Regions from separate parts of the Homo sapiens genome. Here all the other regions are linked to region 1. The links are chromatin loops, found by intact Hi-C in ENCODE. Cell type or tissue: CD14-positive monocyte. All regions are shown on one strand. Links, peaks and the distances in the headings refer to the core of each region. The heading gives the core; the rest is flanking DNA. Region 1 has its middle 63 kb from the start of TODL. Region 2 holds the start of CPM (carboxypeptidase M). Region 3 has its middle 29 kb from the start of CPM.

The links. A loop is a pair of places that touch in the nucleus more often than their neighbours do. Peaks named below come from ENCODE experiments on the same cell type or tissue, not always from the same donor. Only the 100,000 strongest peaks of a DNase experiment are listed, where the experiment ranks them.
Region 2: it touches region 1 in a loop (2.2-fold over the local background); 11 of 110 quality-filtered maps call a loop at or near these places.
Region 3: a loop joins it to region 1, with 4 times the contacts of the local background. A loop is called at or near these places in 5 of 110 quality-filtered maps.

Annotation. Positions count from the first base shown.
Region 1 is chr12:69,065,499-69,075,959 of GRCh38, reverse strand. No RefSeq gene overlaps it. Among named protein-coding and RNA genes, the nearest start is that of TODL, 63 kb to the right of the region's middle. RefSeq lists an enhancer at 6,898-8,097. In CD14-positive monocyte, for the core only: CTCF peaks have their summits at 5,228 and 5,427 (motif pointing right); DNase peaks (open chromatin) are centred at 5,449 and 7,359.
Region 2 is chr12:68,927,144-68,937,604 of GRCh38, reverse strand. CPM (carboxypeptidase M) reads left to right here and starts at 4,434. Exons shown (of 9, transcript NM_198320.5): 1 at 4,434-4,463; 2 at 4,765-4,927. The coding sequence starts at 4,768. RefSeq lists silencers at 4,055-4,164, 4,195-4,554. In CD14-positive monocyte, for the core only: no CTCF peak of the experiment used is centred there; DNase peaks (open chromatin) are centred at 4,354 and 5,274; H3K4me3 peaks cover 2,373 bases; H3K27ac peaks cover 1,607 bases; H3K27me3 peaks cover 1,180 bases.
Region 3 is chr12:68,956,873-68,967,333 of GRCh38, reverse strand. It overlaps a transcript of CPM not described here and the pseudogene PRELID2P1. Among named protein-coding and RNA genes, the nearest start is that of CPM, 29 kb to the right of the region's middle. In CD14-positive monocyte, for the core only: no CTCF peak of the experiment used is centred there; DNase peaks (open chromatin) are centred at 2,723, 3,303, 3,743 and 4,023; H3K4me3 peaks cover 1,803 bases; H3K27ac peaks cover 3,163 bases.

The sequences.
Region 1 (10,461 bases), core at 2,858-7,857:
AGAAACTCATACTCCTCATGATGGTCTGGATGTCTTTCTCTACTTCATCTTATACCACTCTAGCCATACCAGCCTTCTTCCTGTTTCCTGAGCATGCCAAGTCAGATCCAGCTTCAGGCCATTATCCTCCTCTTCCCCCTGCCCGAACCCCTCTCTCCCTACCCCACCTTCTTCACAGAGCTGGTTCCTTCTCATCATTTATACCTCAGCTTAGGTGTCACCTTCTCAAAAAGGTCTTCCCAGACTACCCCTTCTAAAGCAGTGCCCTTCCAAGGCAATTACAATGATATTGTTCATTTATTTGTTACTGTGACCCATTTCCCCTACGAGAATAGAAGTCTGCGAGAATGGGGACATTAATTTATTTTCCACTGTATCCTCAGCACCTGGGATAAATGCTAGCCAGTAGAAGGCATTTAATAAATGTTTGTTGAATTAATGAATCTCATACAGTCCTTAGAACAACTTTCCCCCATTATACAGATGAGGAAATAAAGACACAAAAAAGATAAACCACTCAATGGCAGGGGGAAAAAGATTTGGACCTAACTTGTTTAACCGCAGTCAAAACCCTTTAATACCACATTTTTAGCTTTTCATTTATAGATGTAACACCTAGATTGCATGTTTCTCCATAGGAACCATAAATAAATTTTTTCTTTTTGTCGCCTTAGAAAAATGTCTATTAGCTTTTCACAGTCATCTGCTCTACTGTGGAAGCAGCCGTTTCATTGCAAACTAAAAGTCATGGAGGAAATTGACAAGCAGCTCTCTTGAATGAGCAAGGCTGATTATTCTAAGAAGACAGTTTTCCTAAACGCTGTCATCCACAAATAGGTTTCAGGAAAGAACACCATAGGTGACATAAACCTTGCTTTCTGAAAAAGAAAACCAAGGACTGGATTCAGATTAGCAAATGGAACACAATTGGTTCATCTGAACTTCGAGCTAAATTATTTCTGTAGATCTCAGTTGGCTGCCCAGAGTCCAGCTGATCTGCTTTCTCAGCCACAACTCTATAGTTCACATGAAGAAGCAAGGAAAACATTCTCAGATCTTGTATCCCTTTAATAAAATTTCAGGTTATTTCTCCAAGAAGGATTTCACAGAGGTAAAATTGGCATTATCTCAAATTTCCCATGAGTAAGCCAGCTATAATGAAAGGTTGCTAAGAAATACTTTGTTTCCATCAAAGAACCACTTGGGGAAGTGGAGCCATGGGTGTTTCCCACTGCCCCAGGCTCTAAAGTCCTTCTAAACAGGTTCATTTTAGCTCCTCAGGTATTAGCTAGAATCATACTGGAAAATCTCTGCAAGATGAAATAGTAATATGTTCCTAAATTATAGGATTATTTTTCTGGGCTTCAAGCATTTAAAGTATTTACAAGAATTAGCCGTAAGCAAATATTACAAGATATGGTCTACACATGCTACCTTGCCTCTTGTTAAGCTGACAGTCCTTCAGATGGCTAAGGTTTCCCACCAATACATATCTAATTCATACAGCTCCTCACTTTCCAATAATTTTTTCCACCAGAAATTGGCTTAAGACAAAGAAGTGGAAAGCTAGGGAGACTGGGGTGCATTTTTAAATTTTTAAGTTATTTTTATTTTTGTTTTTATTTCAATAGTTTTTCAGGTACGGGTTGTTTTGGTTACATGGATAAGTTATTTAATGTTGATTTCTGAGATTTTGGTGCACCCATCACCTGAACTGTATACTATACCCTATATATCATCTTTTATTCCTCATCCCCCTCTCAGCTTTCCTCCTCGAATCCCCGAAGTTCATTATATCATTCTTATGCCTTTGCATCCTCATAGCTTAGCTCCCACTTATAGGTGGGAACATACGGTATTTGGTTTTCCATTCCTGAGTTACTCCACTTAGAATAATGGCCTCCAGCTCCATCCAAGTTGCCCTTTTTATGGCTGAGTAGTATTCCATGGTATATTTATACCACATTTTCTTTATCCACTTGTTGGTTAATTGGCACTTACGCTGGTTCCATATATTTGCAATTGCGAATTGTGTTGCTATAAACATGCAGGTGCATGTGTCTTTTTCATATAATAACTTATGTTCCTCTGGGTAGATATGCAGTAGTGGGATTGCTGGATCGAATGGTAGTTCTACTTTCAGTTCTTTAAGGAATCTCCACACCGGTTTCCATAGTGGTTGTACTAATTTACATTCCCACCAGCAGGGTAAAAGTGTTCCCTTTTCACCACATCCATGTCAACATCTATGGTTTTTTCACTTTTTAAATTATGGCCATTCTTGCAGGAGTAACATGGTATCTCATTGTGGTTTTAATTTGCATCTGCCTGATCATTACTGATGTTGAGCATTTATTCATATGTTTATTGACTGTGCATCTTCTTTTGAGAATTTTCTATTCATGTTCTTTTGCCCACTTTTAATGGGATTATTTGTGTTTTTTCTTGCTGATTTGTTTGAGTTCCTTGCAGATTCTGGATATTAGTCCTTTGTTGGATGCATAGTTTGTGAATATTTTCTCCTGGGGTGCATTTAATGAGACACATGAGGAAATAAATTATGTTTACATTAGGAAGAATGTATAACACACTGCAAACATGCTGAAAATATTCTGATTTCCCAATTCTATTTAAAAGTGTCCTGGCCTATGCCTAGTAGTGGCAAACAGGCAGAGCATGATAAAACTTATACTCTTCTTGCAGTTTTGCTTATCTTGAAGGTCAGTCACCACTTTGGACCTAGTGCCAATTTTCTCATTACAACATGAAAAGCAAATAACTCTGTTATTTCTCTCATACCCCAATGCCAGGATTATAACAGGGTAGTTTTGTTGTTGTTGTTGTTTTTGGTTTTTTGCCTTGTTCTTATGTCTTTAACATCCTAGGAAATACTTCAGTGAATCTTTTCACTTTATCAGATTGGCAAAGAATAAAAGCCTGACAATACTGAGTGTTGACAAGAATGCAGAACAATGAGAACATTCATACAATGCTGATGGGACTATATATTGGTTAATCCCCTTGGAAATCAACTTGTCAATGTTTAGAATAGTTGAAGATTCATATAACCTCAGACCTAGCAATGCTACTTCTGGGAATAAACTCTGAATGTTTCTATAAAAAACACTTATGAGAATGTTCCTTATGGCTTTATTGGTAATTGTAAAAACTGGAAATAGGATACATTTCCATTTAAAGTAGAATAGATAAATTGTAGTATATATTTGTTTCAGATCTTATATTTGTTTTAAGGGAATATGTACATACTTTTCTATATTTGAAACAAATATAGCAAAATGTTAAAATTTTATAAAGTTGGTCTGTGGATACATTGATGATGGCCATATATTCTCTATACTCCCCTGTTTTTGAAATGTTACGAAAAAAGCACTACTGCTATAAGTTGTTTATTTTCATTCAATAAATGAGTTGAGCATCTTCTACAAGTCAGGCATTATGCTAAGTGCTAGGAGTCCCTGTCTTCAGAAAACTTGGAATAATGTGGGGACTTTCTGAAACAATCCTCTCTGACCCCATGGCAATTAATTTGTACCTCTGTTATCATCTTCTGCCTTCTATTATGGCTTCAGGTTCATGACATTTTTCTCTCTATAGCAATGCTATCCCATACAACTTTCCACAGCAATCAAAATATTCTATAGCTCTGTTGTTCAATATGGTAGCCACCAGCCACCATTTAGCCATTGAATACTTGAAATGTGACTAATTTAACTGAGGAACTGGATTTTTAATTCTAATTAATTTTGTTTTAAATAGCCTCATGTCACTAGAAGCTACAGTATTGGACAGCACAGCTGCAGAGTGTCTGTTCTTTGAGGGTAAGGACTGTGTCTTTCTCATTTTTGTAGCCCTTGCCTGGAGTCCTAGTTACATTCTCAGAGAGTACCTAGCAAGATACTGTATCTCACAGAAGATTTTTTTTTTTTTTTTTTCAGACAGGATCTCACTCTGTCACCCAGGCTGGAGTGCACTGGTGTGATCCTAGCTCACCACAACCTCATACTCCCAGGCTCAAGCAATCCTCTTGCTTCAGCCTCCCCAGTGGCTGGGGGCTGGGACTAGAGGAATGCATCACCATGCCCAACTAATTAAAAAAAAATTTTTTTTTTTTGTAGAGACAGGATCTCACTATATTGCCCAGGCTGGTCTCGAACTTCTGAGCTTAACAGTCCTGCTGCCTCAGCCTCCCAAAGTGTTGGCATTACAGGTGTGAGTCACTGCACCTGGCTCACAGAAGACATTTGACAAATATCTGTTTAATTCTGGAATTAAATCCTTGTTGGTGTCATTGCCTACCATGTACTCCTGGGAAATTCACTTAATCCTTGTTTATTCATTTATCAAATATGTACTGTACACCAGTTCTGTGATGAGCCAAGGGAATACAAAAATAAATAAAATATAGACACTGTCCTTGAGGAATTCATGATCTTGTCTGAGCAATAGTTGTCTTAGAAATAAAACAAGAAGGTTAATCCTGAAGATTTCTAAGATATCTTCCAGCCTTAACGTTCTATGAATATATTCATTGAATTGTTCATTTGTGCCTAAGATCACTTTGAAAGTTTATGAAAATTGACAATAAATCAATAAAATAAAGGTATTTAAACTTGTCAACAGCCCTTTGGTCCCATTCATTCATTTAACAAATATTTACAAAACACTTGCTATGGATGTTTTGATTGCCTCCTCTTTGGTGAGAGCAATTTTCACTCCAGGATCATGGGGATAGCTGAACACACAACAGCTCACTACTAGACAGTTGAGATTGATAGTAGTTTGTTAGTCACATGAAGTCACAGCCCGGGGGAGGAAGATACCCCATGCCATGCAGAGCCACACAGGGTTGCACTCAGGGCCAGAGTGAAGAGCCAAGTGCCATGGAGGCAGGATTTGTAGTATCAAGGGGGTGAGGTGGCCTAGTTCCTGTGGGAGGAAGTGATTGACTTGTTTGAATAATTCCCTAAGCAGGCAGAGAACCCACTAGTACGGGATAAACAGGAACTCTGTCTGGTTCATTTGATAAGGAGGGCTATTTGGCTAGGGGACCTTGTTCATGGGAGCAGAACAGGCGAGAAGAAACTTGCAGTTAGGCCATTTGATACCCTCCTGATTTTACCATATATGTCAAGGCAACATGTAAAATTGAGGCTTAATAGGCAACACATAAAATTGAGCCTTAATTCTAGGATTTCCATCACAATGGGTCAGACATTATGCCAGGCACCCTCATGGGCAAGACAAGAACAAGTGAGTCCTGCCCTCATGGGTCTTACAGTTTAACTTTTAGGGGCATATTGGTGGAATCAGTGGATTATACTGTAGTTTACAACTGGAACTTTTGTTGCCACCTCTCTAACTCTGCCATGGGTCCCAGGGCCCAAGAGCATGGAGAATGGATGATGGCGTCTTTTGGCCACTAGAGGGCATTTCCTGCTTTCTGCATAGGCCCCTGGGTTCCTTGGGTTTTTGCTAAAATTGCGAGTTCAGTGTGCTGGTTGATTCTTAACTCTGGTACGCATCAGAACCAGTTGGGAAAATTTTAAAACAGAGCTTCACCTCCAGAGATTCTATTCGGTAGGAATAGGGTTGAGCTTGGGCCTCTGTGATTTGCCATTTCCCATGTGATTCTGATGGGTAAGCAGAGCTGAACAGTGAAACCTTTCGATAAGATAAGACTACATTCCAATTTACAGGGATTCTCATTTTAGCGTAAGAAATAAAATAAGGATTCCTCACATGTTTACCTATTCAATTAGCCCATCACGGCATAAACAACCATCCTTTTTTTTTCTTACAAAGCATGTCTGAAGGCCAGAACAACTATCCCTTTTGAGTTAAATTTTAAAGTAAAATTTGATCATTCTTGGGTTCAGGATTTTATTTTATTGATTTTTTTTCAATGTTCAATTTCTTCTTAATTTTGTCTAGATTCTCTGTTCTCCAAATGTAAAATCAAGAATGAGAACGCTGGCAGAAGTAAGGAAAGATGAGACCTGTTTTGAAAACGAAGTTTTAGAGGAACTATGTGAACAGATTGTGTTCTTCAGGGGCCTGGCACATGATGACATCTAACACCCATGGCCAACAGCATTCATAATCACCAATACGCAGCATCATACTCTGTCTACTGGCAATTCCCAGAGATCCAAGAAATATGTAAAACACTGGCTAGAAAGTGTTCTTGTGGCACGAGGCGGTGCTCATCAGGTGGCTTTAGGGTGCACTGGTCACCTGTTACGTGCAGGTCTCCTGGAGGACCTGAGTCCCTGCCCCAGCTCAGCCCACACCACCTCTGTCACCCTGAGACTTATAACCAGGCCAGGCGCGATGGCTCATGCCTATAATCTCAGCACGATGGGAGGCCGAGGCGAGTGGATCACTTGAGGTCAGGAGTTCAAGACCAGCCTAGCCAACATCTCTACTAAAAATATACAAAAATTAGCTGGGCGTGGTGGTACACGACTGTAGTCCCAGCTACTTGGGAGACTGAGGCAGGCGAATTGCTTGAACCCGGGAGGTGGAGGTTGCAGTGAGCTGAGATCGCGCCACTGCACTCCAGTCTGAGTGACGGAGCAAGACCCCAGCTCAAAAAAAAAAAAAAGGCCATTGAGTCCCTGTCTCTTCAGTAGTACTCTCCTTAAGGTCATTGGGAGGATTAAATGAGATAGTGTAATGTACATTAAAGTCATTTATAAATATTTCTAAATGATTTATAAATTATTTCTAAAACCAAAATAGCCCAGACCTCACCAGACGCAGCCTGTGAGTGGCAACAAGTCACACTGACATTCGTGCTGAATTATAATGATGGGCTACTTAAGAAGGAATGCTTGTGGCTGCCCTGAGTCTAAATACAAAAGCCGCCTTGCCTTTGGAAGCAAGGTAGAGGTGGGAAGACTGGCCCTATCACCACCCAATGCTGCGCATGTCGTCTAGATTCCCAAAGCTGCAAGCTTGCAAACTAGGTGCTTTGGTTTGGGCTCTGGAGAAACCCCTCCAGCCAGTGTGAACCTGTATGAGTGTTGGGGGGTGGGGAGGGGGAGCAAAATAGATGGGACTTTATGCCTTCCCCTTCTATTTTCTTTATCCGCCCTCCACCATCTCTCTCCCAGGCCAGACACAAAATTCTTCTCTTCTTCTGCTCAAAAACCGAACTCTCCCAAGCATTCACTTCTGCAAGCAGTTACCTGAAGGAGTCACCATCTATAAACAGCTCCTGTCTGAATGGCATTGAGGCACAATAGGGCACCCTGCCACAGAGATATACAGGGTTATCATGCCCACCTCCTGACTCACTCCTTTCTCATTTGATCCTGAGAAACAGGAAGTAAAAGGCCACAATAATTGGAAATGACCTGACTTCCCATCCATTTAACACTGAGTCACCGAGTCCTTAGGTGCTCTCCTCAGTTAAAGTTTTACCATGATGACTTTTGCTGTTGTTGCTGCTTCATTTTGATTGGTGAATGAAATGGCTCCCCCAAAACCTTAAGTAAGTTCTTGAGTGATGTGTGTATGGTTGCTTGTTTTAAAATCAGTGTTATTATTTGATTATAAATTCTTCTATGAAAGAAGTTGAAAGGAAGACTCCAGGCAAGAGACCCACGGAGTTATTTAAGGATTATAGACTTATTTTCAAGGCAGTTATGCTAAATTATGGATGATGCACTCCCTGGAAGACAATGTGAGCCTCTCTAGAAAAGGCAAGTGTTTCTCTTTTAGGTAAGTTGACAATTTATGTCTGCCCTCCGGTGACTTTAAAATCACACAAAAGACTATTCTATTTATTAATTGTCAAGAATTTTTTTAAAGCTCCCAGGGCTAAATTATATATGTCCCCTTCCAACCAGGATAATTAAATAATAGAATACAGTATATCGGGTCCTGGTGGGGTGGACAGCAGAGCTGCCGACCAAACACGCTGGGACCTCACTTGGCCTGAGAACTATCCGAGAGCACTTTTTTTTTTCTTTTAAAACCCAGTTTAGGAGGCTCATTTACGAGCCTATGCAAATCAGACATTCCTCAGTGTTTGCTTCTGAATTATTCATTTGTATCCCTCATCCTACTACTCAGGAAACAGAACAAGAATTTACCAAATAATAACTTGAATGAAGTTGTCTGTCCCAATGCCCAAGACATCGCACAAAATTTGAAGTTTTCTCCAGGGGCATGGGTGTGTCAGGGTGTGAACTTATAAATGATTCTCTCTTGCACAAAACATGTAATTAGAAATTCCATATCAGATATGCCTACTTCAGATGGTGCAACCAAAAAGAATCATAATGACATTTGTATTAAAATGTAACAAATAATCTATTATGAATCTTGCTTCTCTTTTTCATAATTGCCCACCATTTACAAAATGCGTGTCTAGGCAAATCAAGCTCCTCAACAGAGTATTAAAAAGTATAGGCTTTACTTGTTTTATAAAGCCAAGCCATAACTGTAACAGCTAGTAATAACAGCTGCCATTTTATAGAACACTGGCTTACTATTCACAGGGCACCGTCCTTGCATTTTACACTCACGATCTCATTTAACCTCCTGCCAACCCTCGAAGTAGGTACTGTTATTTTGTCTGTTTTACAGATGGGGAAACCAAGGCTCAGAAAGGTCAAGCAACCTGCTCAGGTTGACCAATAGTAAAGTCTGGATAGGGCACTTACATAGAGTTGCGTAAGTCACTCACTGCCCCAAAGGCACTGGCAGCCAAAGGAATAAATAGAGGCCAAAATCCAGCCTGTGTTTCACTTGCCCAGCCACATGCTGGCAGGGCTGCACCCACTAGAGGGGACACCTTCCTCTAACATGAACAAAGGCACTAAATGGGCTAGCAGCAGCCGTGGGGCTGGAACCCGGCATCAAACCCACTGAGCTGATTCCACAGCCCCTGTGCTTCACACTAGACTGACTACCTTGCCACATACATTTTCCTACCTCAGAGGGGCCCATAAAGGTCACACACTATTCCATTATTTTCTACTGGCTGGGCTTGGGGATGGGCATAGGAGGAGGTTGAGTTTATCCCCAAAAGGAAGGGGATAGATACCCTGTAACTCTGGAGTAGCCTGGTTTTCTGTTTTAGTGTGAAGGGTAGTGACTGGGAGCAGCAGCAGAGCATTGTCCCATAAACTGCCGGTGACCTGACCCTTGGGAGGTTTTCCTGGCCTGCTTTATGGAGCTCACCCAACTGTGAGAGTCAAAGTGGTGCTGATGAGTGGCTGCAGAGGCGCTGATGAGAGAAAACACTCCAATACAAAAAGCCAACAGACAGGAATCCTCACGCTGGCTCCACCACTCACTGTCATTTGACCTTTGATTGGTCACTTAGCCTCAGTGACTTCTATTTTCCATCTGAAAATGCAGACAATGATAACAGATGCCCCTAAAGTCTTCAAGGGAACAGTGCTCAGAAGTAACCCTAGGAAACATTTTGAAGCAGGCATTTATCTTTGGTGCTTATGTCACCTGTCCATCTCTTTCTGCTTCATTTCTTCCCATCCCACCCCCACCCAGCATTCCCCTCTTCCCTAATCTTCCTATGCGGAGAGAGGAGTCAGCCGATAAAACCAATTAGCAATATAGATGTTAGGGATTAAAAGTATTCACTTTCCCAAAGCCATCTTTATCCCAAAGAGAAGGCAAGGAAGGCTTTGCCCAAAGATCCAATGGCAGTTGGGTGAATTTTTGTGGCAGATGCGGGTTTTGTTTCTTTCTGGAGCCTGTAAATTACATAAAGTAAGCAACGAAGGATTGGGCTGTCCTGGGACAACTTTGTAAATTAGTTTTTTAAAAAAGAAAATCACACATATATATATATCAGCTTGGTAGAATATTGCATAATTATTATAAATGGTCATTTACAAAGATTATGAGGCAACAGCAGGGACAACTCCCAAGTATAATACCCGGAGCACATGCCCTGAGTACCACTCCCAGGTGTAATGTGACACTATTTAAAGAAGCAGGGGCCCAAAACATGCGTCAGCTCTGAGACACAGCTACATAAAAATTACACGCGTAAATAAACAGAGAGAGCCTGGAACGTACTATAGAAAAGTGAAAACAAATTATTGGTTGAAGTGATGGAACAGTGAGTGATTTTTCAACTTTCAGTCAATGTTACAACAGTGTAAAATAAATTTAGAAATGCTAAAAAAGAAAAAATCATTAAAAATTTATAGAAAATTGATAGCATAGGTAAATGAATTCTCTATTGTCATAATTTCAGAATGGTTATATATATATATATATATTTTTTTTTTTAACTTAGTATAAGATATTTTAGCTGGGCATGGTGGCACACACCTGTAGTTTCAGCTACTTAGGAGGTTGAAATGGGAGGATCACTTGAGGTCAGGAGTTTGAGGCCAACCTGGGCAACATAGCAAGGCTTCTCTCCAAAAAATAAAAAGTAAAAAAGGAATTTTAACA
Region 2 (10,461 bases), core at 2,053-7,052, 140 kb after region 1:
TCCAAGTGAATAAATGCAGATCTACATTGACATTATTATGGCTGAAAAACAATTAATTGTACAGCTATAATATTCTTTAACCCAGGGTGTCTTAACTTCAGCACTATTGACATTTTGGGCTGAATAATTCTTTGTTGTGGGAGGCTGTGTTGTGCACTGAAGGATATTTAATGCCTCCCTGCCCTCTGTATCAGCACTAGATGCCAGTAGCTCCCATCCCTAGTTATGACAATCAAAAATGTCTCAAGATATTGCCAAATGTCTGCTGTGGGCACTACTGCCTCAAGTTGAGAACCACTGATCTAACCAATCTGCTGTTGTTTGACATTTAGGTTTTATCTACTTTGTCACAATTTAAAGCAGCAGCACTTATGAAGCTCCTAACATATACAAACTCAACACATCTTCAAATTACTTCTATAGCATAAATTTCTAGCAAGGAATGGCACATACAAAATTTTGATGTCTATTCCCAGATTTCCCTCCAGAAAGATTGTATTAATTTAGAACACCATTGAAACAGCATAAATGTCATTTCCTGAGATCCTGTCTACTTCCAGGTATTGTCAATCTTTTTAATCTTGCTTTGTGATAAGCAAAACAAAGTATTACTTTACCCTTTTAACTTGTAATTCTTTGATTGCTTACCAGGTTGGTAACCTTTACTATATTTATTAGCTATTTGTGTTACTGCTTTTATGAACTGCTTATTCATCTCCTTTGCTCATTCTTTATTTTGTAAGAGCATTAATTCCTTCTTCCAGCTTGTAATTTTTCTCATAACCTGATTTAAACCTTTCTTCTTATAACCTTTATAAGGTTTTCTGTACAGAAGTCATACATTTGTATGTTTTCAAATTATTAGCCTTTTTATTATGGTTTTACCTTTAATGGTGCCATACTTAGAAAGATCACCTCTAGGTCCAGGCCTGGTGGCTCACACCTGTAATCCCAGCACTCTGGGAGGCTGAGGCAGGCAGATAATTTGAGGCCAGGAGTTCGAGACCATCCTGGCCAACGTGGTGAAACCCCGTCTCTACTAAAAATACAAAAATTAGCCAGGCGTGGTGGTGGGCACCTGTAATCCCAGCTACTCAGGAGGCTGAGGAAGGAGAATTGCTTGAACCCGGGAGGTGGAGGTTGCAGTGAGCTAAAATTGTGCCACTGCACTCCAGCCTGGGCAACAGAGCAAGACTCTATCTCAAAAAAAAAGAAGAAAGAAAGAAGATCACCTCTAAAATCTCTAAACTTCAGTATTTTACTCTATTAGGCTAACCTTTTATTTTGCTGTTATCTTTCATACTCTTAACACTAAATTTTTTTTTCTCTCTTGACCAGTGCACCTTAAACTTGAATGTACATATACATCATCTGGAAATCTTATTAAAATGTGTGTTCTGATTCAGTAGGTTTGGAGTGGAGTGACAGATTCTACATTTCCAACAAGCTCCCAGGTGATGCCAGTGCTGTCCCTGGCCTGCACTCTGAGTTACTAGCTCCTAAACCTTCAGCACTCAGTCCTCTGTACCCCCTACCTCCATTCTCTGACTCCTTCCTGAAGTTGCCTCCCTTCCTACCTAGTGTGAACCCCAATGGCAGCAATTTCAACTATAGCTCATCTCTGTTTTTCCAGAACAACAATCCTGGCAATCTCCATTCCAGTATTGATGAAGCCACCATTTCTTCCAGTCTCCAGCCACAGCACCCTGCAGGAAATCAGATAGTGTCCACGTACTTCTCTTAAAAAGATAGGATTTCTAAGGTACATCAGCAAGCCTTCACTTTGTTCCCACCCAGTTCCCTTTCCCATTCCTAGAGTAACTTTGCCTAAATTTAATCTTCTCAAGCTCCAGTCCCCCTCCTCAGACCTCTTAGTCAATGAACAACAATGAAAGGGAAACGTCTTCAACCCTTCCAGTGGAAATAACATTTAGCATAGTGACTACTGCACAATTAAAAAAAAAAAAACCTACTCAAAGACTCTACAATGTCATACTAAGACTTCCAACTCTTAGGCCAGGCAAGGTGGCTCACTCATGTAATCCCAGCACTTTGGGAGGCTGAGGCAGAAGGATCACTTGAGGCCAGGAGTTCAAGACTAGCCTGGCCAACATGGTGAAACCTGGTCTCTATTAAAAATGCAGAAGTTAGGCATGTGTGGTGTAAAAATACAAAAGTTACGTAGGTGTGGCGATGCGTGCCTGTAATCCCAGGTACGTTAGAGGCTGAAACACAAGAATCGCTTGAACCTGGAAGGCAGAGGCTGCAGTGAGCTGAGATTGCACCACTGCACTCAAGCCTGGGCAACAGAGTGAGACTGTATCTCAAAACAAACAAACAAACAAACAAACAAACAAACAATAAAACAACTTCTCTTTAAGAAAAAAAAAAAGATGGCCAGGCACGGTGGCTCACGCCTGTAATCCCAGCGATCTGGGAGGCCGAGGCAGGCAGATCGCCCGAGGTCGGGAGTTCCAGACCAGCCTGGCCAACATGGTGAAACCCCGTCTCTACTAAAAATACAAAAATTAGCCGGGCCTGGTGGCAGGTGCCTGTAATCCGAGCTACTCGGTAGGCTGAGGCAGGAGAATTGCTTGAACCTGAGAGGAGGTTGCAGTGAGCCGAGATCATGCCATTGCACTCCAGACTGGGCAACAGAATTGAGACTCCATCTCAAAAAATAAAGAAAGAAATAAAAAATTAAAAAAAAAATTCCAACTCTTGGAAAATTCCCTTTAAAGAGTTACGAATTAAGCTGGTTTATTTATGTAATAAACGCTTCGCACAGTTCTTACAATGTGCCTGCCAACCTTATTTAGGTAGGTACAATTAAGACTTCCACTTTACACACCAGAAAATAAGGCACAGAGTCGACACAGCCACTGAGTGTCAGAGCAAGAATTGGCACTCATCCCGTGAGCGCCTCAGTTCTTTTTTTTTCTTTATATATACTTTAAGTTCTAGGGCACATGTGCACAACTGTGGCACATATACACCACGGAATACTATGCAGCCATAAAAAAGGATGAGTTCATGTCCTTTGTACGGACATGGATGAAGCTGGAAACCATCATTCTCAGCAAACTATCGCAAGGGCAGAGCGCCTCAGTTCTTAAACCACTCTTCTATGCTGCGGCAGAATCACTGGAAGTCTCAGGGAGTCCTGAGTGCGCAATTCTAGGAAAAGTATCTATATCTGTAAGAAAGAAGGGGCAGGGAATCTAACGGTTCTCAGCTCTTGAAGGCACATTAGATTCATTCAAGGTCCTCTCTAAAAATACACTTTCTTGGGCCTCCACGAGAAAAATTCTATTCAATTAGTCGTGGGCTTGCATCCGTATTTTTAGTCTGTAAAAGTGGAATGTTATCTCAAATCAGTGGTTTTCAAACTTTTTATATTCTGCGGACCTTGACACGGGCCCCCAATACCCTGACACGGTTACTTACAATCCGGGAGAGAGTGGGAGAAAGGGGGAGAGAGGGAAGGGGAGAGGGGGAGGGGAGAGAGAGAGAATGAATGAGAATGAATCTTTTAGAGAGGTAGAGGGGGTTGGCCCGTGCCACAAACCACCTCTCAGGTTTGAGTGAAGCCTTCGTTCTCTCTCGTGCAGAGACCATGCCATCCTTCCAGAAAGGAGCATTTTAGGACGTTTTAGGACGAGAGACCTGTAATTGGCCTAAGACTCAGGTGCAGGTGGAGGAAGCATCGGATTTACAACAGTGGTCCTGCCTTCTTCGATGTGACTTCCAGTTTTAAATTCAATTCTAATTTACACAAATCCCACCCACTATGTAAACTTGTTGGAAAATGTCCTGCACTCTGCACTTCGTGGCATTTAAAACTTCCACACACGCGCGCGTTCTTTCTCGAAGCCCCGTGATTGCTTAGCCTCGCTGGGCAGCTTGGCACTGCTGGGAGCTTGGCTCGCCCTGCCGGGGCCGACGCCGCCCGTCCCGCAGGAGCCCGCGCGGGGCTCAGGGCACTCAGGACTCCGCATGCGTCCCGGCTCCAGGTGGGCCCCGGCACCGCCAACCGCAGGAAACCCGCCGAGCCCTAAACGTCTCCCAAGCGGCTGCAGTCTGCGACAGAGAGTGTCCCTCGGTGGAGCGCCCTGTGGCTGCCCAGGCTACAGCCGTGGCCGAGGCGAGGACACACTTCTGACCTGGGGCTCCAGCAAAGACTGTCCGCGAGCGGCGACTCCATGCCCGCAGCCCTCCGCCCAGCTCAGCCGCCCGGCCGCGGGCACCAGCAGCCGCGCCACGAAAGGGCGCACCGCGCGGGCGCCGTCTCTCCTAGGTGCGAAGGCGGCTGAGGCCCCGCCCGGGAGGCACCCGCGCGGCTCCGGAGTGGGCCGGAGGGACGTCCGGGGGCGGGGCCCGGGCGCGCCCGCCCTCTGACCGGGCTATAACACCCGGCCCCGCCGGGCGGCCGCGGGTGGGTAGAGGTGCGCGCCTGGGACCTGGTGAGGCTGGGGGTGCGCGGGGCCGGGCGCAGCTGTGGCAGCTGCCGGACGGCGGAGGCGCCAGGAGGAGGAGGAGAGGGAGGCGCGGGCGGCTGGGTCGAGGGCACCGAGGCTGCCCGTGCTCCCGGTCTCTGGTTGCACGGCTCACTCCCGAAGGTGTTGCTTCCAGCTTTTGCCTCCTTAGGAGGCAGGGAGCGTCAGTGTCGGGAGACCCTGAGACCGGAGTACCGAGACGTAGCTGGTGATGCCCCCGCCTGCCCTCATGTGTTCTCAGGTTCTTCTTATTTTTATTCATCTCTAGAACATGGACTTCCCGTGCCTCTGGCTAGGGCTGTTGCTGCCTTTGGTAGCTGCGCTGGATTTCAACTACCACCGCCAGGAAGGGATGGAAGCGTTTTTGAAGACTGTTGCCCAAAACTACAGTTCTGTCACTCACTTACACAGTATTGGGAAATCTGTGAAAGGTAGGGTCCGTCTCGTGAACACTTTGCCAAACCCTCAGTCCTCCCTTTCAGTATTCATTAAATATGCCCCAGCTTCCTGTCTGCTCTTCCACGCACCTACTCTGAGTGGCACAGAACAAGTCAACCGGTACCGTGCGTGTTGGTTGTTTTCTGCTTTTGTTGGGAGGAATAGTAGGAAGAACTGAATTTTACTGGACTTGTCCATTGTAATTCAGTGTCACTGAGTCCTTTCCATTATTGGAGTTCTTCTGTCTTTTTGGATCTTGCAGACATTGGTTATTTGGGATGTATGTTTTAGTTCCTTTTCAAGATAAACTCCCAAGTAAGTCCGTTTATCCGTTTCAGTTCCCCTTTGTGTGGGCTTCTTTATATATGACTTGGACTGTTAATGTCATTTCTTCATGTCTCTTTTAAACTGAAATAATGCAGTTTTGTTGGTAAGATTTCTGTGTCATCTGTAGTTAGCCTTTTATTTAAAGTTATGCAAAACTATCATTTCTGCAAGTTTCTTTTAATCTAAGTAGTACAGTTCTGTTGGTTAGATTTGTGTCGTGTATAATTAGCCCTATGGCTTAAAGTTATGCAAAAAAGTGGTTCTATGATTAAAGGCTGTTTTTAAAATGTATCCATTTGAAGAAGACAATGCTAGATAATGAATATATATTAGTAGTGATTGAAACTCTTCCCAGCATTTTCATATTTATCATTAATAATTTATTGTTCTAAGTTAGAAACTACATAAAGTTATTTTCATTTTTATAGACAGCAAGTTTGAATCAGATAAATTAAATAATTTGTTCAAGGTCTCCCAGATGGTGAATTTTATAGCCAGGACTGGCACCCATCCGGCCAAGGCAAATAATTTGATCAGATATCGTTATTTCATCTTTCTTTCTTTCTTTCTTTCTTTCTTTTTTTTTTTTTTTTTTTTTTGGTCAGAGTCTCGCTCTGTTGCCCAGGCTGGAGTGCAGTGGCGTGATCTCGGCTCACTGCAACCTCCGGCTTCCTGAGTTCAAGCAATTCTCCTGCCTCAGTCTCCCGAGTAGCTGGGATTACAGGAATGCGCCACCACAGCTGGCTAATTTTTTTGTATTTTTAGTAGAGATGGGGTTTCACCATATTGGCCAGGCTGGTCTCAAACTCCTGACCTTGTGATCCTCCTGCTTCGGCCTCCCAAAGTGCTAGGATTACAGGTATGAGCCACCGTGCCCGGCCGAGATACCATTATTACTTAATCATCTTTTATTATCCTGATGTTCCCAAAGAGGTTACCAGAAAACTTAGTCCTTAAATCAAAAGTTTCATAAATTTTATGCAATTTGGATCTCAACTTTTTGTAAGGTGTGTTCAAACTCTACCTTGATTTTAGCTCTGAACTTTTGAGTCAATTGAGAGTCTCATAATTACCATATTCTTCATCATTTTTCAAAAAAATCAAGGCTATGGCTTCTATATTAAAGAAAAAGTATTATATAAATGTATTTATGTGCAATGCGAAGTCAATATCCTGGGCTGTGTGTAATAGTAACTTTGTTTTTAAACAGCATTGCCAAAGAGATGGTGCCAGAATTACTCTATATTGCTCTATAATCCAAAATTATAGAGGTTGGGTGTGTGAGAAATCATATCTTGAATCAGCATACGTATTCAGCCTTCTGAAATCATTTTTCCCTAGGGCTAGAGTAGAGCAATTTAAAAAGATCTAGGAATACTAATTATATTAATTAAAAATATATAGAACACAACTAGCTTGAGTTATTGTTCAGTCATCATTTCAACCACAAGATGATGAGGATGTTGTTAATTTTAAGTACTAAGTGATTTGGTAAGGTTTTGTATTTTCAAACACAATGTGCTTGTGACAGTTGGGGGCTCTCTTTCCTAATATGAATCAGCAGTTGTGATCTATCCTGCATGATATCAAACCACAATCACAGTGAAAGTCAGCAGGCTTAATTTTGTTTTTAATTTTACCTTGTATGCACTCTTGCGGTTAAAGGCTTGAGGAGTTATCATGTAAAAATAAAATCTGACACTAGTGGTTAAATATTTGTGTTGAATATGTTGTTCTGAATAATAACTCGGATTAAGAAAAATCCCAAATCTGCCATTTGGCTCCAACTGGTAGATGAAACTGTATGCCAGTAACTGGGAGTCAGTTGCCAAAGTGTCACTGCACATTAGTGTGACAATTGAGAGATGGTGCTCCTTTGTTGGTGGTCTTTTTCACTAGATATTTTCCCTAACCATTCTGCCCTCTGATGTAAGATAAGTTTGCTTAGAAAACAGAATTTATGACCAGGCCCAGTGACTCATGCCTGTAATCCCAGCACCTTGGGAGGCCGAGGCGGGAGGATCACCTGAGGTCAGGAATTTGAGACCAGCCTGGCCAACATGGTGAAACGTTGTCTCTACTAAAAATACAAAAAATTAACCAGACATGGTGGTGTGCACCTGTGGTTCCCGCTACTAGAGAGGCTGAGACCGGAGAATAGCGTGAACCCAGGAGGCAGAGGTTGCAGTGGGCCAAGATCATGCCACTGCACTCCAGCCTGGGTGACAAGAGTGAAACTCTATCTCAAAATAAAAGAAAATAAACAGAATTTATTATACACGTGTTATTTATTTATTTATTTATATTACATGTATTAACGTGGGCAGTCTTACCCAGAAGGGAAAGTAATATTCCTAAGTAACTAAATACATGTTTAGTTTTTGTAAAAACTTAAATATATGTGCTATGCCTATGTAAATATATGCATATCACATATTTTCTTTGTTGTAATTGTGGATTATATTCTGCTTGTTTTTTCATTTCATGTTATTTCCTTAGATATTTCCATGAATTGACAAAGTCGGTAGATGTGAATTCGTTGCTGTTTAGTATTCTATCCTCTTGATTATGTGAATTTTCTTAGTCATTCACCTCTTTGAGCATCTGTATAGTTTTTGGTTAACTCTGTTATAAACAGGGATACTATAAAACCATTGATACATGTCATGATAATTACCTTCTATTATTATTGGTGATTTTTAAAAACGTTTTTATTTTGAAACTTTTAAAATCCACACAAAAGTTAAACACATCTATACCCAGCTTCAGCCATAGTAGACCATATTTCAGTTGAGCCTTTTGAAGGAAATCCCACTGCCTAGTGACATAGTAAAGAAAATCTTAGGTGAAACAAGAGAAGCAAAAAAGTACTGATGACTTAGTTCAGAAAAATCAGAAAAGGTACAGTGTTCATCAGTTCGTTCGTTCAATCCTCCGTTCAATTAAGGAAGCACCTCCCATTTTTTGCCCCAACCCCTTTGTCTAGAAGGATGCCTGGCACATAATCAATAATCTATATCTATTTATTTAATGGATCAAATATTTGCTGAGCAAAAGGCATGGGAAGCAAACAAACGTGTGTGTCATTCATTCCCTGCCATTAGGTAGCTCATTTTCAAATACAAATGTATTTACTGTGAATTTCTCAGGGTAGTCTCTCCACACACACCCCAAAATTAGTTTAGGAACATTTTATTATTTTTTTAAAAAATGAACCCTTGTGTTGAGGGTTGACTATCAATAGATAGCAATGAAAGAACTGCTCTGCTACATACAAAACCCCAAAGGGCCATTTTAAATGAGATTTCCTACCATCTATTTTAAGAATCTTGCATTGACTGGGTGTGGTGGCTCACGTCTATAATCCCAGCACTTCAGGAGACCAGCCTAGGCAACATGGGAGACTCCATTTCTTAAAAAAAAAAAAAAAAATTTAATTAACCAGGCATAATGGTGCATGCCTGTGGTCCCAGCTACTTGGGAAACTGAGGCAGGAGAATCACTTGAGCCTGGGAGTTCAAGGCTGCAGTGGGCCATGATCGTGCCACCGTACTCCAGCCTGGCCTACAGAGCAAGACCCTGTCTCAAAAAAAAAAAAAAAGTATCTTGTCTTGCCTCCTGCTAAGTCTGATCATCATTGTATCTGAATACAGTAGGCGGGATAATAACACCTTCCTTACTAGTGATAATACTATTAGAGATTTTTTAAAGCCAGCCAAATTTAGTAGTCTCTGTTATCAAGTACTTTCCATGTAGTAAATAGTTTAAGACATTATTTCGATCTCAGCAACTCAAAGTAGGCCTTATCCTCATTTACAAAACAGGTAAAATGAGGCACAGAGAGGTTAATTAACTTGCTGAAGATAACATAGCTAAGTATTAGAAGATTCAAACTCAGATCTGCCTATTTCCCAAGCACCTCTCTATTCTCTTTTAAAAAGCAGCTTGACATTTAAGTCTTTAATCCATCTTGAATTAATTTTTGTATAAGGTGTAAGGAAGGGATCCAGTTTCAGCTTTCTACATATGGCTAGCCAGTTTTCCCAGCACCATTTATTGAATAGGGAATCCTTTCCCCATTGCTTGTTTTTCTCAGGTTTGTCAAAGATCAGATAGTTGTAGATATGCGGCGTTATTTCTGAGGTCTCTGTTCTGTTCCATTGATTTATATCTCTGCTTTGGTACCAGTACCATGCTGTTTTGGTTACTGTAGCCTCGTAGTATAGTTTGAAGTCAGGTAGCATGATGCCTCCAGCTTTGCTCTTTTGGCTTAGGACTGACTTGGCAATGCGGGCTCTTTTTTGGTTCCATATGAACTTTAAAGTAGTTTTTTCCAATTCTGTGAAGAAAGTCATTGGTGGCTTGATGGGGATGGCATTGAATCTATAAATTACCTTGGGCAGTATGGCCATTTTCACGATATTGATTCTTCCTACCCATGAGCATGGAATTGTTCTTCCATTTGTTTGTATCCTCTTTTATTTCATTGAGCAGTGGTTTGTAGTTCTCCTTGAAGAGGCCCTTCATGTCCCTTGTAAGTTGGATTCCTAGGTATTTTATTCTCTTTGAAGCAATTGTGAATGGGAGTTCACTCATGATTTGGCTCTCTGTTTGTCTGTTACTGGTGTAAGACTTAAACGTTAGACCTAAAACCATAAAAACCCTAGAAGAAAACCTAGGCATTACCATTCAGGACATAGGCACGGGCAAGGACTTCATGTCTAAAACACCAAAAGCAATGGCAACAAAAGCCAAAATTGACAAATGGGATCTAATTAAACTAAAGAGCTTCTGCACAGCAAAAGAAACTACCATCAGAGTGAACAGGCAACCTCCAAAATGGGAGAAAATTTTCGCAACCTACTCATCTGACAAAGGGCTAATATCCAGAATCTACAATGAACTCAAACAAATTTACAAGAAAAAAACAGACAACCCCATCGAGAAGTGGGTGAAGGACATGAACAGACACTTCTCAAAAGAAGACATTTATGCAGCCAAAAAACACATGAAAAAATGCTCACCATCACTGGCCATCAGAGAAATGCAAATCAAAACCACAATGAGATACCATCTCACACCAGTTAGAATGGCGATCATTAAAAAGTCAGGAAACAACAGGTGCTGGAGAGGATGTGGAGAAATAGGAACACTTTTACACTGTTGGTGGGACTGTAAACTAGTTCAACCATTGTGGAAG
Region 3 (10,461 bases), core at 1,775-6,774, 110 kb after region 1:
CTCTTAAATACCAGTAGATATTAATGTTGCTCTGTTTCCTATCACAGTGACAGTCTACATGACGCTGCACCTTACTGCACCACCCCGTACTCACCCAGGGAAGCAGCAGAAGTCAGAATATTAGTCATTAGCTTCAGCAGACTTATTATTAACTTTTCTACATGGCCTTTCAGACTCAGGAGCAAATTTATGTCCAAGTTAGCTCAGTTCAAGACATAGAAGCAAAAAGCTGATTATTTGTCCTGTCTTCTCTTTCTATCTATGCTTCCAACTTCTGCTAGTCCCCTTCAACAGTCTGGCTGATAATGGTTAGGCCCCATTCATCAACTCAAATATTAAGATATGGCTGTTCACTTACCTAAGTCTATAATATGCTCCACATGGATCTCTGGCTTCAGACATCCCCTCTCTTTCTTCTTCATCCTTCTACTCCAGATGAACTACACCTTCTCTTCTTATTAATATTTAGGACAGGAGCTGTCTTATGTAGGATAGGCCTTACTTATTTCCTTTACACAAGGCAAGCAGAAGCCTCACATATGACTGAAGTCACATGTATTTCTGATTAAAGAAAATGAGGTAAAGGGAAAAGGAAGCAAAGGAACTCACAGGAACACTGGAGTTCCATAACACAGCATATTCAGTATGTTTATGAAAAGTTTATGGACTCCATTAACTCTAGCATATGTATACAAAGATTTCATTTGATGAACTTCATTGATCCATGAAGTCATATCAGCAAGAAAACTGTCCTTCAAGATCAATTCCTTCTTTGCTGGACCTTCCACTAATTCTCCTGGTTCCAAGCTACCAAGTTGCAAATGAGTTGCAATGACAAGTGAAGATCACTATTTAGCCAGCATTTGCAGATGGGGATTCTGGAACTCTCAGATAGATGAAGACACCCTTCTGAAATAATGGTCGATTATTTACTTAATGCTGGTTTAACTTGCTTTTTTAACCTGGCAGCCAAAACACAGTCTGCTGTTGGTAACAATGGAGAAATTTTATTCAGTAGAATTCCTTTTAGAGAGAGCACTGCACTTGTTTCAAATTAATGTCTTGATAAGACATTTTGGGAGTATTTTTAAAAAGCCTAACAACCCAAGTGTCCATCAATGGATGAATGGATAAACAAAATGTGGTGAAGGGAACCAGAATATGACACCCCAAAATATGCCACTTTGGCATAAGAATTATTTTGAGCTGAAGACAATCAAGAAACAGCAGACAGAAAACAAAAAACAAACAAACAAACAAACAAAAACTCTCTGCCCTCCCCCTATCTGGCTAAAAGCAGGACATGACTTTCCATTTTTAATGGAAAAACCAAAGTCTGCAAAACAGTTTAAAGAGATTTTTCAGAGCCAACATGAAGGGCCATGACCTGGAGAAAAACAACCTTAAGTGGTCTTGAGAAAGTGCGCTCATGGCCAGGCACAGTGGCTCACACCTGTAATCTCAGCACTTTGGGAGGCCAAAGCAGGTGGATCACTTGAGGTGAGGAGTTCAAGACCAGCCTGGCAAACATGGTGAAACACTGTCTATACTAAAAATGCAAAAATTAGTTGGGCATGGTGGTGGGCACCTGTAGTCCCAGCTACTCGGGAGGCTGAGGCATGAGAATCACTTGAACCCCGGAGGTAGAGGCTGCAGTGAGCCGAGATCATTCCACAGCACTCCAGCCTGGGCAACAGAGGGAGACTATGTCAAAAAAAAAAAAAAAAAAATCAGAGAAAGTGTGTCCAAAGCAGTCGGGTTATAGTTTGGTTGTATACATTTCAAGGAGATAGGAATTACAGCTAAAGACATAAATCACTTTATGGAAGACAATATCGGTTCAGCCCAAAAAGGCAGGACATCCTGAGGTGGGGAGAAGAGCACTTACAAGTCATAGGTGGGTTTTGGGGATTCTTTAGTTGGAAATTGGTTGAAAAAATTAAGCTTTGTCTAAAGATTTGAAGTCGGTAGAAAGGAATGTTTAAGTTAAGGAGGTTCATTACCCAATACACTGGGTCAGAGTGACCTGTAGGGATGTGACTTAACCCTTGTCTGGCATGGTCATAGGTCCTGTTTACAATTTGGTATCTTACTGTCACAAAGAGTCTGTTTTGTCAGTCTTATGATCTCTATTTTAACATTAATACTGGTCAGTTGTGCCTAAACTCCAGAAGGGAGGGAGTATAAAAAAGTGTGTTCAACCTCACTTGCTGTCATGGTTGGAAATTCAGTTCTTAAGGTTTTTTGTGTCTCCATGGCCAAGAAGGATCTGTTCAGTCAGTGTGGGCTTAGGATTTTATTTTTAGGTTATGCGTTTATAAAGGTGTCCTCTCCCTTGCCAAGGAAGAGAACAACTCTTAATGCAATCACCTGATGGATTTGGTCTACCCTCTGCACAGACAAATCCAATTTACTGAGATTGTGGTATTGCAGTAAAGAAAGAGTTTAATTAACACTAGGCTGGCCACATGGAAGATGGAGTTATTACTCAAATCAGTCTTCCTGAAGGCTTGGAGGTTAGGGTTTCTTAAGGATACCTTGGTGGGTAGGGGACTAGGGAATACGTGTTGCTGACTGACTGAGGATACAATCATAGGGTTGTGGAAGATGGTCCTCATGCACTGAGTCTGCCTCTGGGTGGGGGCCATGGGACCGGCTGAGTCATGAGTCAGTAGCGTCGGTCAGTGGCCAAAATGCAAAAGTCTGAAAAACATCTCAAAAGATCAATCTTAAGTTCTACAATCATAATGTTATCTATAGGAGCAATAGGGGAAGTCACAAATCTTGTGACCTCTGGCCACATGACTCCTGAGTAGTAAGGGATTATAGAAACTATATTTTAGCAGAATTTAGGCCACTCCCATAGTTCTAATCTTGCGGTCTTTCATCAGTTTTACAAAGGTGGTTTCAGCTCCTGAACAAGGAGGGGATCAGTTTTAGGGAGGGATTGTCATCCTTGCTTCCACATTAAACTAGAAACTAAATCCCTTCCATGGTTAGCTTCCTATGCCCAGGAATGCGTGAAGACAGCCAGTCTGTGAGGCTAGAAGCAAGATGGAGTTGGTCATGTTAGACTCCTCTTGCTGTCATAATCTTCGCAAAGGTGGTTTCATTAATCATCGGGACTCTTCATCACTGGAGATGACTCTAGATTCTTTTCAGCCCAAAGACCTGGAGAGGAATGTATATAACAAACCTTACTAAACCACCCTTTTCTTCTATTTATTTCCCTATATATTTCCTTCCCACAAGTTACCACCATTAGGAATCCCCCTTTTCCTTTGTCTTGTCAATCTCTGCAATGTATCAAATGTATCACTGTTTGTCAAAATGCTGTGTCACCTCTTAGGTCTAACTGCTTCTCTGCCCCTTCACTTTTCTAGGAAGGCCCCTGTATATATACATGATAAACCTTTCCTCCTGCTAATCTGTCTTTTGTCAGTCTAATTTGCAGGGCCCCAGATACTGAACCTAAGAAGGTAAAGGAAAACATTTTTTTCTTCCCCCACAGTGGTATATGCATACCATGAACTATTATTACTTAGCATTTCAAAGGATGGAAATTCTGACATATGCTATACTATGCATGAACCTTGTGGACATTATGCTAAGTGAAATAAGCCAGTTACAATAAGATGAATACTATAAAATTCCACTGGTGGGAGTGTCTAAAATAGTCAAATTTATAGGGACAGAAAGTAGAATGGTGGTTGTCAGGCACTAGGGGGATGGGGAAATGAGAAGTTGTGTAATAGCCATAGAAGTTCAGTTTTGCAAGGCGAGAATGTTCTGGAGATTAGTTATCTAGGGGCCAAGGGAAAAGTTCCCCTTCTCCCTATGAAGTTTCACTGAAAAATCAACTCACAAAAGGCAGACTAGTAGGAGAAATAACATACAAATGCATTTAATGTGTACATGGGAACCTTCAGAATGAAGACAGAGGAAAGTGCACATTTTTATGCTTAGGTTCAAAAAGTATGTAGAGCTGTTTAGAAATATGACTGGACAAAAGGGTATGATGTAACTTTAACAGATGGAGTGAGGAAACCCAGCAAGGCCTGTCTGTCTAGATTCTTCTTGGCCTCTCTGAGCAGCATTTCTTCCTTCTGCGTATGGGACAGGACCCTTTCTGGAATGGGGGTCTTATGACCTACAATCAAACAAGGTAGGTCCGATCATTTCCTTATGACCAGTTTTTATACAGAATGTAAACCAAAAGTATATGAGACAGGTCCCGATCAATGTAGAAAGTTTACTTTGCCAAGGTTAAGGACACACCCATGACACAGCCTCAAGAGGCCCTGCCTATGTGCCTAAGGTGGTCAGGCCACGACTTTGTTTTATACATTTTAGGGAAACATGAGACATCAATCAATACATGTAAGATGTACATTGGTTTGGTCCAGAAAGGTGGGACCACTCAAAGTGGGGACTTCCAGGTCACAGGGAGATTTAAAGATTTTCTGATTTGCAATTGGTTGAAAGAGTTATTATCAATAGAAAGGAATGTCTGGGTTATGATAAAGGATTGTGGAGACGAAGGTTTTATCGTGCAGGTTAAGCCTTCAGAGAGAACAGATTGTAAATGTTTCTTATCAGACTTAAGGAGTCTGTTCTATCAACAATTCTAAAAGGAAGAGGGTACAATGAGGCATGTCTGGCTCCCCCTTCCCATCATGGCCTGAGCTTGTTTTTCAGGTTAACTTTGGGATGCCCTTGCCAAGAGGAGGAGTCTGTTCAGATGGTTGGAGTACTTAGAATTTTATTTTTGGTTTACAAGAAAGGCGGATGAAAAGTTTGATAATATTTTTAGGTTTTATAGCTGGCTTTCGGGAAAAGGGGTTCTGGTTTCTAGGACCCACGTGGGGAAGAGGGATTCTAGTTTCTATGGCTGCCCTCGGGGAAGAGTGGGACTGAGAGACAGGAGGCGAGCAGGAGAAGGTCAGAGAAAACCTTTTGCTTCTCAGGCTGCTTCTGAGGCCTTCATTTTAGGGTGTTGTTTTCCATGTCCCAACAGTGACACAACAGTGTGAATGTACTTAAAACTACTGAACTGTAGGTTTAAAAATGGTTATGATGGTAAATTCTGTGTTATGTGTGTATTATCACACTTGGTTTTTTTTTTTTTTTTTTTGAGATGGAGTCTCGCTCTGTCGCCCAGGCTGGAGTGCAGTGGCGCTATCTTGGCTCACTGCAAGCTCCGCCTCCCAGGTTCACGCCATTCTCCTGCCTCAGCCTCCTGAGTAGCTGAGACTACAGGCGCCCACCACCGTGCCCGGCTAATTTTTTGTATTTTCAGTGGAGACAGGGTTTCACCGCGTTAGCCAGGATGGTCTCGACCTGCTGACCTCGTGATCCGCCCGCCTTGGCCTCCCAAAGTGCTGGGATTACAGACATGAGCCACCACGCCCGGCCATTATTACCACAGTTTTTTAAAACCTATTTTAAAAAGACCACGAAACACTTTAAACATTAAAAATAATCAAATATTTTTTTAATTGCTTATTTAAATAGACTTATGATGGCTTTTCAACCTACACAGTTGTTGAGTTTTTTGTTGTTGTTTGTCTGTTTGTTTATTTAGTAGAGATGGGGGTTCACCCTGTTGGCCAGGCTGGTCTCGAACTCCTGACCTCAAGTGATCCACCTGCCTCTGCCTCCCAAAGTGCTGGGATTACAAGTGCGAGCCACCATGCCTGGCTCATTCAACTTATACAGTTGTTTTTAAAATAAAAAATACATAAGCCAGGCACAGTGTTGCACACCTGTAGTCCTGATTACTCAGAGGTTGAGGTGGGAAGATTGCTTGAGCCCAGGAGTTCAAGGTCAACCTGGGCAACATGGTGAAACCTCTTCTCTAAAATAAAATATATGTAATAAAAAATTTAGGCTGGGCACTGTGTCTTGCATCTGTAATCCCAGCACTCTGGGAGACCCAAGGCAGGTGGACCACTCGAGCCCAGGAGTTCAAGACCAGCCTGGGCAACATGGCAAAACTCCATCTTTACAAAAAACACAAAATTAGCCAGGCATGGGGGCATGTGCCTGCAGTCCCAGCTACTTGGGAGGCTAAGGCAGGAGGATCGCTTGAGCTCACTGGAGGTTGCAGTGAGCTGAGATCACACCACTGCACTCCAGCCTGGGTGACAGAGCAAGACTCTGTCTCAAAAAAAAATTTTTTTAAGACTATAGGTATTTTCATTATTTTTCTCATGACTCTTCTCATCCTTCTGATATTTGTACCTCAATCCTCAGACCACTGTCCCTGTCTATTCTATTTGGGTAACAACCAGTAAGTGGACATTTACAAATTTCCTAGTTTTTACTGGGGATGACAGTCCCCAATGCTAAGTTGCATCGCCTTTTACCTGCCTGACTGGTATACTAAAAAATCAACTCTCAGTTGTTATAGGTAATCATCATGATTAATAGAAAATATGTTACTCTTTTCACCTGTTCTGCAGATAGGACAAAGTAGGTGCAGAATCGTTAATTCACCTGAACAAGTCATAGCAAAGGTCTCAAATGAGGGCTTGTGCAGGGTCAGCTTTCTGGGCTTGAGACCTGTACAGTCACATAGGTTGCCACATTTAGAGGAGCTCCATGCTTGTTTGATGTTCTCTGTTATCATCTTGACATTTTTAATATATATATATTTTAACAAAAGGCCCCATATTTCCTTTTTGCACTGGGCCCTGCGAATTATCTTGCTGGTCCAGGACTTAGGTCACTGATCTCAAAATATGATGTTCTAGGCTCAGCAGTGGGAAGGGTCGTACAAGTAAAGAAGCATTATCCCTTTTATTCAAGATTCAGCGTAGCTATTTTATACACAATGGTCATACTGATTTTGCTGTAGAGCACTGCAATACTAACACTAGAATCCACCATTTAAAAGGGAAGCTAGAGCCCTCAATAGTTACATCCACGTTTCAGAGAGAAATCCCCACAAAGACGGATATAATTTTCTCATAAATATTTACAAGTTTTAAATAGTTGGATGTTAGTCACCCCATTTATCTTGGTGTTTCCTTGTGAATGAAGCCCATCCAACGTCGACATCGTATTGAGAAAAATCTGTGAAGCTAATGAAGAAAGAAGAATCAAGAGTGCCAAAAATAAATGTTTCCATCCTGAGCCAAAGAATGAATCACTTGTGCATTCATATGTTATAGAAAATGTGATTCCTTTTTTCCAGTTTTACAAGGCCAACACCTATCAGCAACACAAATTCTGACTTTTACTGACTTAGACTAGGTCTCAAAAGCCATAAAAAGGCCGTTCATGGAAATGAACAAAGAATGTATTTGTATCTTTATCTGAGAAGTCATGCCAGAATCCCTTTCAAATCAGCAGGGTAACATTTGGTTTTACATTTGTATGTTTTAGTGAGTTTTATAAACCCTGAAGCTAACCGATTTTTCTTGTAAAGTAGAGAAGTAAACTGATTTTGGGAGAGACGCCTGGGGATATAGCAGAGCTGAAATGTTTGTGCCTTGTTTATTAAACATGATCATCCTCACCAGAAATTACCATAGCATCAGGTTTCCCAGAAGGTTCTGAGGGCCAGAGTTTGTGCTTCACTTCTTCCTTATTCCTAAGGCAACTAACACGATGCTAGCATGTGAGAAGCACCCAGCAAACCCTCTCTTCACCCTCTCTCCAATTTTGGCCTCTCGTGGGAAAACCCCCTCCTTGCCCATGATGTTTCACCCACATCTGTCTTGACTGGGCAATGCCCCCATGCAGCCAACTTTTCATATTCTCTCTTTCACACTTTCATTATAATGTATTTGTCCTTGGTCCAACTGCCTTTGATTTCTAAGATAAAAATGATTTGAAAACTAACTCAGTCTTAAGTTTTGAAGAATTAACAGCGTAGTACAAGACCTCTGTTCTCCTTTAGGTAATTTTTTTTTTTACAATAACAATGATATTTTAAGGCAGTGGCCACTGGAATTAATCTAAAAGTTGAAATGTCTTATTAGGCAATGGGGATTTTGAAACACTTCTGAGTCTCATCATTTAGGTTGCAGTCTATGGAGAGGACTGGCTCTTTCTAAAAGATATTCATTCATTCATTTAATCATCAAACATATCCTGAAGACTTACTCTGTGCCAGGGACTGCTGTGGGTGCTGGGATGCAACACTGAACGGGATGACCAGGACCCTATTCTCATGGCATTCACATTCTGAGGTGGCAGGAATGTATAAATAAGGAGAAAATATGTAATAATAGTAAATGGTATGACGAAGATAAGACAGAGATGTGCAAGGAAATGACAGCTGGGGTGCAGGAACTGGGGGCTACATCTAAGTGGTCAAAGGTCTCTCAAAGAGGATGGCATTGAAGTTGAAACCCGAATAAGAAGGAACCAGACATGGGACGACTTAGGAGAAGAATGTGTCTGGCACAGGGCAGAGCTTGTGCAAAGGCCCTTGGGTGAGAGGCAGATCTGTGTGTTCAGGGCACGTGTGGCTATAACATAGTGTTACCAAGGGATGAGAGGCAGGCGGGGATAGTTCATATAGCGTCTCAGAGGCCAGGAAGGAAGAGGCTTTGGGTTTGATTCTGAGTGTGACTAGAAGCCCCTGGAGTGAAAAGAACATGTTCTGATTATGTTTTAAAACACCCCTCTGGCATTTGAGCTATAACTAGACTACAGGTGCCAGAGAGGAAGCAGGGAGGGGATTAGGAGAGAAACGATGGTATCTCGGACCAAGATGGCAGCAGTGGAGGTGTCACAAACAGCATTAGGAGGTATCTTGGTGATGGAGTTAACAGAACTTCCTGATGTATTGCATTGGTTGGGGTGGGTGGAGAGTCAAAGACTCCTGGGGTTTTGGTTTGAGTAACAGTGTAAGGTGGTTTCATTTCCTGCGACAGAAAAGCTGGGGGTGGAGGGGACTGAGTGGAAGGGGTTTGAGGGGAAAATTAAAAAAGGCATTTAAAAATCCCCTTTTTAAGTCAGGAAACAACAGAAGCTGGAGAGGATGTGAAGAAATAGGAATGCTTTTATACTGTTGGTGGGAGTGTAAATTAGTTCAACCATTGTGAAAGACAGTGTGGCAATTCCTCAAGGATCTAGAACTAGAAGTACCATTTGACCCAGCCATCCCATTACTGGGTATATATCCAAAGGATTATAAATCATGCTACTATAAAGACACATGCACACATATGTTTATTGCGGCACTATTCACAATAGCAAAGACTTGGAACCAACCCAAATGTCCATCAATAATAGACTGGATTAAGAAAATGTGGCACATGTATACCATGGAATACTTTGCAGCCATAAAAAAGGATGAGTTTTTGTCCTTTGCAGGGACATGGATGAAGCTGGAAACTATCATTCTCAGCAAACTATCACAAGGACAGAAAACCAAACACCACATGTTCTCACTCATAGGTGGGAACTGAACAATGAGAACACTTGGACACAGGGCGGGGAACATCACACACTGGGGCCTGTCAGGGGGTGGGTGGCTGGGGGAGGGACAGCATTAGGAGAAATACCTAATGTAAATGATGAGTTGATGGGTGCAGCAAACCAACATGGCACATATATACCTATGTAACAAACCTGCACATTGTGCACATGTACCCTAGAACTTAAAGTATAATAATAATAATAATAATCCCCTTTTTAGTATCTAACATCCAATTAAAAGAGGAGTCATGGCTCAATCCTCAAGAAAGAAACATGATTATATGGAGTCTTTGCCTTATGTGGACACAGTATGCATTTTGGAAGGAAAAGTCAGTCTTCTGGGAAAGTGTGGAAAATCCAAATTGGACAGAACTCATTGAAAAAGGCAAGATTTCAGTCACTGGAGCTGTATTTCTCAACTGCATTTTGGAAACTTTTGCCAGCACATTCTTAAGACAGGGAGCTCAGAAGGGAATTTGAATCATGGAGATGCTACTAAAGGAACAGTATGGTGCCCCCTTAGCTGAATAAAGAATCACCAGAGAGCTGTGTCCATGACCACTTTTTTTTTTTTTTTCTGAGAATCACTGCTTGGTCACAGCACATCACAGACACCATTTCTGGAATACAGGTTTGAGGATACCATGTCAGCAGCTTCAAGAAGAGACCTTCTTGCCAGGACACAAAATGATGCTCTCCTCTGGGAACCTGCTTTGAATAGTGGGATTCAAGGACATGAGACCTTCTTGCTGGATTTTTATGATACAATCTCTACGATTTTACAAATAAAGGAATAAAACCCAGATAAGATGATGTCTACCCTTCCTCGGGGTGGTCTGCTGATTGTCTGGTGATGGCGTCAGGGCAGCCAAAGACAGGATAAAGGCCGAGGAGGGTGTTTGTGCCCTTATGTTATTAGCACCATTGTTCATAGGACTTGTGAGAGGATTCTGGAACCAATAAAGGGGTAGAAACAGTACCTGATTCATAGGTGAACTGGAACAAACAGGAATTTACCAGACCTGT